2 separate regions of the Homo sapiens genome follow, and region 2 is linked to region 1. Evidence: chromatin loops called from intact Hi-C (ENCODE). Cell type or tissue: Panc1. All regions are shown on one strand. Links, peaks and the distances in the headings refer to the core of each region. The heading gives the core; the rest is flanking DNA. Region 1 has its middle 35 kb from the start of SNORD14E. Region 2 overlaps JHY (junctional cadherin complex regulator).

The links. Peaks named below come from ENCODE experiments on the same cell type or tissue, not always from the same donor. Only the 100,000 strongest peaks of a DNase experiment are listed, where the experiment ranks them.
Region 2: a loop joins it to region 1, with 8 times the contacts of the local background. A loop is called at or near these places in 46 of 110 quality-filtered maps.

What each region holds. Positions count from the first base shown.
Region 1 is chr11:123,021,852-123,024,771 of GRCh38, forward strand. No RefSeq gene overlaps it. Among named protein-coding and RNA genes, the nearest start is that of SNORD14E, 35 kb to the right of the region's middle. In Panc1, for the core only: a CTCF peak has its summit at 1,463 (motif pointing left); a DNase peak (open chromatin) is centred at 1,423; H3K4me3 peaks cover 980 bases; H3K27ac peaks cover 505 bases.
Region 2 is chr11:122,909,683-122,912,602 of GRCh38, forward strand. All of the region lies in intron 3 of JHY (junctional cadherin complex regulator), which reads left to right. Among named protein-coding and RNA genes, the nearest start is that of JHY, 28 kb to the left of the region's middle. In Panc1, for the core only: a CTCF peak has its summit at 1,269 (motif pointing right); a DNase peak (open chromatin) is centred at 1,277.

The sequences.
Region 1 (2,920 bases), core at 162-2,661:
TTCAGCAAACACTTATTAAGTCTCCACAATTTTGTGCTGAGTGCCTAAAATCACGTAAACATGAATCAACTAGGTACTCAATAAATATTTGTTGGCTGATTTTCCAGATGTTGGAGACATAAAATTAATTAGACATGGACTCTGCTCTCAAGGATCTTAAAAGTAAATATGTAGTGAAAGACTGATGACCAGCACATAAATAATACAGTTAAAAAAGCAATAAGGGCCAAAAGGAGGGGAATTCAGAAGAAAGAAAAAAATCTTTTAATTTAGAAAGACTCAAATCAAGGGAAACATCCTTGAGTAAGTGGCATTTGAGTGGGTTTTGTAAGAAAAAAATTAGGATTTAGTTATGCAGAGGTGATGGAGAACAGGGGTAGTGGCTAATATTTCAAACAGATAGAAGAGCATGAGTGAGGCTGTGCACGGTGGCTCACAACTGTAATCCTAGCACTTTGGGAGGCTGAGGCGTATGGATTGCTTGAGCTCAGGAGTTTGAGACCAGCCTGGACAACACTGTGAAAATCCAACACAACAACAACAAAAAAAAACAAACACAAAAATTAGCCAGGCATGGTGGCTCGTGCCTGTAGTTCCAGCTACTTGGTAGACTGAGGCAGGAGGAGCCCTTGAGCCTGGAAGATCAAGGCTGCAATGAGCCAAGATTGCACCACTGCACTCCAGCCTGGGTGCAGAGTGAGACAGAAGGAAGAAGAAAGAAAAGAAAAGAAACCTCAGTGATAAAGATTCTCCAGTCTACAAACTGCACACTAGGAGCTTTCTGAACACTTTCAATGCCCAGAGGTATTTTGTTTGGTCTTTTCAATCTTTTTTTAAAAATTTAAATTTGAATGCATTTCATAGAGCATGCATTTTGTAATTCTAGTTTAGTCGATACAAGATCCTGTTGTCCTAAACCCCTCTTCAGCCTCTTCATAGATTTATGGTATCCACCTGGCATCTGAGGGATTTGTGTTTGAGAGCATGGAGTTCAATCCGTTTGTTTTACACATAAGAAAACTGAAGCTCCAAAAAAGCTAAATGACTCAAGGAAGTACTGAGAGTCAGTGGTGGAGTTTCTACCTGGATTCCAGCCTCTTGATGTCCTGTCTGAGCTTCTTTTGCAGAGGCTGATAGACCAAGGAGCTCAGTCACTCTTAGATAAACCCGCTTTGGCTATCAACAAATATGTATGTTTGTTTTTCCTTGAGAGAAGTTTTATAAAGGAAGATGGAAGGAGTTCAAGATTCCTAGGCAAAGAAGAGGACAGAGGCTGAAATGTGCTTCCTTTTTTTCATTTTGCTTGGACCTAAATGGCAGGAAATTTCTTAACTAAAATTAAAAAGCAACTAGAATATCTCTTCCCATCTCATGAATACGTTGCTTTCTAAAGTCAACCGAATCCAAGCAGCTGACTTTCAAAATGGGGCCGAAGGAGACTCTAAAGTGCCACCTGGTGGCCATCTTCAGCACAAGCGAAAAGGAAAAGGGATTGCAGTGAGATCTTTGATCCAGGTAGGGCTGATAGCGTAGAAAACTCCCCAGCGACAAAAGTGGTATTAAAAGTAACAAAAAAGGCCGGGCGCGGTGGCTCACGCCTGTAATCCTAACACTTTGGGAGGCCGAGGTGGGCGGATTGCCTGAGCTCAGGAGTTCGGGAACAGCCTGGACAACACGGTGAAACCCCGTCTCTAACAAAATACAAAAAATTAGCTGGGCGTGGCGGCGTGCGCCTGTAGTCCCAGCTACTCGGGAGGCTGAGGCAGGAGAATTGCTTGAACCTGGGAGGCGGAGGTTGCAGTGAGCCGAGATCGCGCCACTGCCCTCCAGCCTGGGCGACAGAGCGAGACACCGTCTCAAAAAAAAAGGAACAAAAAGGCTTTATTTGACCTGCGGCCAAACCAATGGAAACTTCAGTGGAGGTGGGTTAGAGTGAAGTTCAGGACTTTTAAAGCACTTGTGAGAATGTCTTCCCACAGGACTAAGGAAACAGGTGATACAGAAACAGATAAGGACATCCGGTGAAAGGAGTAAGGTAGGAAGAGATGAGGGTTCTAACCCTCCTACAGGCTTGGGAGTACTTAGCCTGGAGATATTTCTCCAAGCCTTCAAGTTGTCTGCAAGACAGTTCCATATATATGGTGTTTTTCAATATATTTTTACAAATACTATTTATGTTTTAAAATATTCATTGAACATGGAGAAACACCATCTCTACTGAAAATACAAAATTAGCTAGGCGTGGTGGTACATGCTTGTAATCCCAGCTACTCGGGAGGCTGAGGCAGGAGAATCGCTTGAACCCATGAGGCGGAGGTTGCGGTGAGCCGAAATCGCGCCATTGCACTCCAGCCTGGGCAACAAGAGCGAAACTCCGTCTCAAAAGAAAAAAAAATGCATTCAATTTATTACAGGTTTATAACATAACCACAATAAAAGAGGTGAGAAAAAAGAATTAAGTAACTTTGGACTGTTATTTAACTATGTACTCTAAACGCAAAGAGCACACAAATTTTACTGTATTTAATAAATTTGTTTTTCACAAGGCTGTAGGTTGGAAATTCTAAAACTGTTTTATGTGTAATCTAGTGTTGAACAAATAAGTAAATACATTGTGAATAATAACCACCGAATTTTTTACTGTCAGAGAAAGGAATTAAAAACAAGAAAGGGAAATAATAGAATGAACCCTGAGAGCTGGAATGGAACTGGAGGTATCAATATAAAATAATAGGTTTTTTTTGTTTTTTGTTTTTTGTTTTTTCTTTTTTCAGACAGAGTCTCTCTTTTGCCCAGGCTAGAGTGTAGTGGTGAGATCTCAGCTCACCACAACCTCCATCTCCCGAGTTCAAGCAATTCTCCTGCCTCAGCCTCCCAAGTAGCTGGGACTACAGGAGTGCGCCAACACGCCCGGCTAATT
Region 2 (2,920 bases), core at 120-2,619, 110 kb before region 1:
GCAGGAGAATCATTTGAACCCAGGAGGCAGAGGTTGCAGTGAGCCAAGATTGCGCCACTGCACTCCAGCCTGGGTGACAGAGCAAGACTCCATCTCAAAAAAATAAATTAAATAAATAAATAAATAAATGTATAGAGCGTGCTAAGATCAGTGACTGGCCCATAGCAAGTATATAGGTATACATATAAGTATAAAAGTGTTTGACATTATTTTTATTTGACCCAACACATTTTGCACCTAGTAATTTATCCTAGATATTCGTGTGCAGTTTTGAAATCACATCTGTACAAAATTGTTCATTTCAGCCTTATTTGTAATAGCAAAAGATTGGAAGCCACCCAAATATCTGTCATTTGGGGAGTAAATAAGTTATGGTACATCCATACGGTAGAGTACACTGCAGCTGTTAAAAAAAAAATAAGGACACTTTCCATGAACTATGAGGGATAACTTACCAGGATTTCTTATTAAGAAAGAAATTCAAGGTGCAGTATGTTAAAAGTGGAGAGGGGCCAGGTGTGGTGGCTCATGCCTGTAATCCCAGGACTTTGGGAGGCCAAGGCAGGTGGATCACTTGAGGTCACAAGTTTGAGACCCGCCTGACCAACATGTGAAACCCTGTCTCTACTAAAAAATACAAAAATTAGCCGGGCATCGTGACGGGTGCCTCTAATCCCAGCTACTCGGGAAGCCCATGAGAATTGTCTGAGCTCGGGAGGCAGGGTTTCCGTGAGCCAAGATCGCACCACTGCACTCCAGCCTGGGCGACAGAGTGAGATTCTTGTCTCCAAAAAAAAAAACCAAAAAACAGTGGAAAGGAATAAAAATATATATTGTATTTTCATGGCACGCATAAGAAATTGTGGACGGCTACAAAAGCAGTTAATTGCAAGAGGTGGAGGGGGAATGGGCGGGAGCACAACTTTTTACTGTGTACCTTTTCAAATCTCTTAATTTTGAACCATACTTATGTATTATCTTTTAAAAATTAAAATGGAAAAATAGCAACAAAAATAGGAGGAGACATTTATAGTATAAATTTTGTAGTAACCCTTATAACTTCACACCCCTGATTGCTAACCTCCTAAATTGCATTTTATGCTTGTAATTAATGGCTTAGGGTAGAACTATTGATTTTTAAAGTCAATTGTTCTATAGTCTTTTTGCCATTTTGCATAGATCTGCTGATTGTACATTAACATACATTGGAAAAATCACCTTTGAATACATGACAAAATCTTAATCACATGATGTGTGAAGCGAGGAACCGATGTAAAAACCAACACACACTAGAGGGCACCTAAGTATCACGGTCAGGCAGTAACTTTGCTGGTGAATAATCAGTTCTTACTTTTATTCATGATTTGTTCACTAGCCTAAAGTATTTGTCTGAAACTCATTCCACTTTGAGTCCATTTGTAATCCACCGTTAAAGGAAACTGTGTTTTGAAAAATCAACTACCTTTCTATCTTGATTCTAATGTTACTTTAAAGACTGATGAAGGTGAAATTTAGTATGGGTTCAGAAAAGAGTTAGAAATGCTCTATACATGTTATTTGACTTTTTCCTTGTAATTTCTTGGAAAGAAATTACAGATAGTTTACAAATGTGATATGGTTATTGAATGGCCTATAGTCAAGACAATATAAAGTCACAAACAGTTCACAGTCCTACCTTCAATTAACACATCTTTGTGGCTGTTGCTGAGACAGCAGGTCAGTCAGCCAACAGATATTTATTGAGCACCAAATATGTATTAAATATGAGGTACTCCTCTCAATGCTGGGATATTAACAGAAAACAAGAGAGGCAGAGCACCTATCTTGAAGGAGTTTACATTCCAGTCATACGGCAAAGATAAGAACCATGTAACAAAATAATTTCAGATACTGATAATACCTCAAAAGAGACTGAATAAACTGTATTTAAGAAAGTGATGAGACTGAGCGTGGTGGCTCACTCCTATAACCCTAGCACTTTGGGAGGCCAAGGCAGGCAGATCACCTGAGGTCAGAAGTTCGAGACCAGCCTGACCAACATGGAGAAACCCCATCTCTACTAAAAATACAAAATTAGCTGAGCGTGGTGGTGCATGACTGTCATCCCAGCTACTCAGGAGGCTGAGGCAGGAGATACGCTTGAACCCGGGAGGTGGAGGTTATGGTGAACTGAGATTGCGCCATTACACTCCAGCCAGGGCAAGAAGAGCGAAACTCTGTCTCAAAAAAAAAAAAAAAAAAAAAAAAAAAAAAGAGACAAAGTAATGAGAGAGAATAAAGTCCTTTATTTAATAAAGTGATGACTTTAATAAGTAAACTGGGGGTTGGGCATGGTGGCTCATGCCTGTAATCCCAGCACTTTGGGAGGCTGGGGTGGGCGGATCACCTGAAGTCAGGAGTTGGAGACCAGCCTGGACAACATGGTGAAACCCCGTCTATACTAAAAATACAAAACTTAGCTGGGCCTCGTGGTGCGCACCTGTAATCCCACCTACTCAAGAGGCTGAGGCAGGAGAATCACTTGAACCTGGGAGGCGGAGGTTGCAGTGAGCCGAGATCTCGCCACTGCACTCCAGCCTAGGTGACAGAGTGAGACTCCATCTCAAAAAAAAAAAAAAAAAGGTTAAACTGGGATGTCTAGCCAGGTGCTTGGGGAAGGTCTCTCTGAGGACGTATCATTCAAGTGGAGGTGCGAATGGATAAGAAAGAGAAAAGTATGCAAGATCTAGAGGAAGAGCTTTGGTTGGCCCCATCCCTGGTAGCAGCATTTTTGCTAGGGAACAACGAAATATTGGAGAAAAACTAAAACCAAAACAAAATACTGATTTGAGAGTCAATCATGGATTAAATCCTGGCTCTTCAGCATAGCCCGTATTAGCTCAACCTCGTCTCCACCAAAAAATGCAAAAGTTAGCTGGCC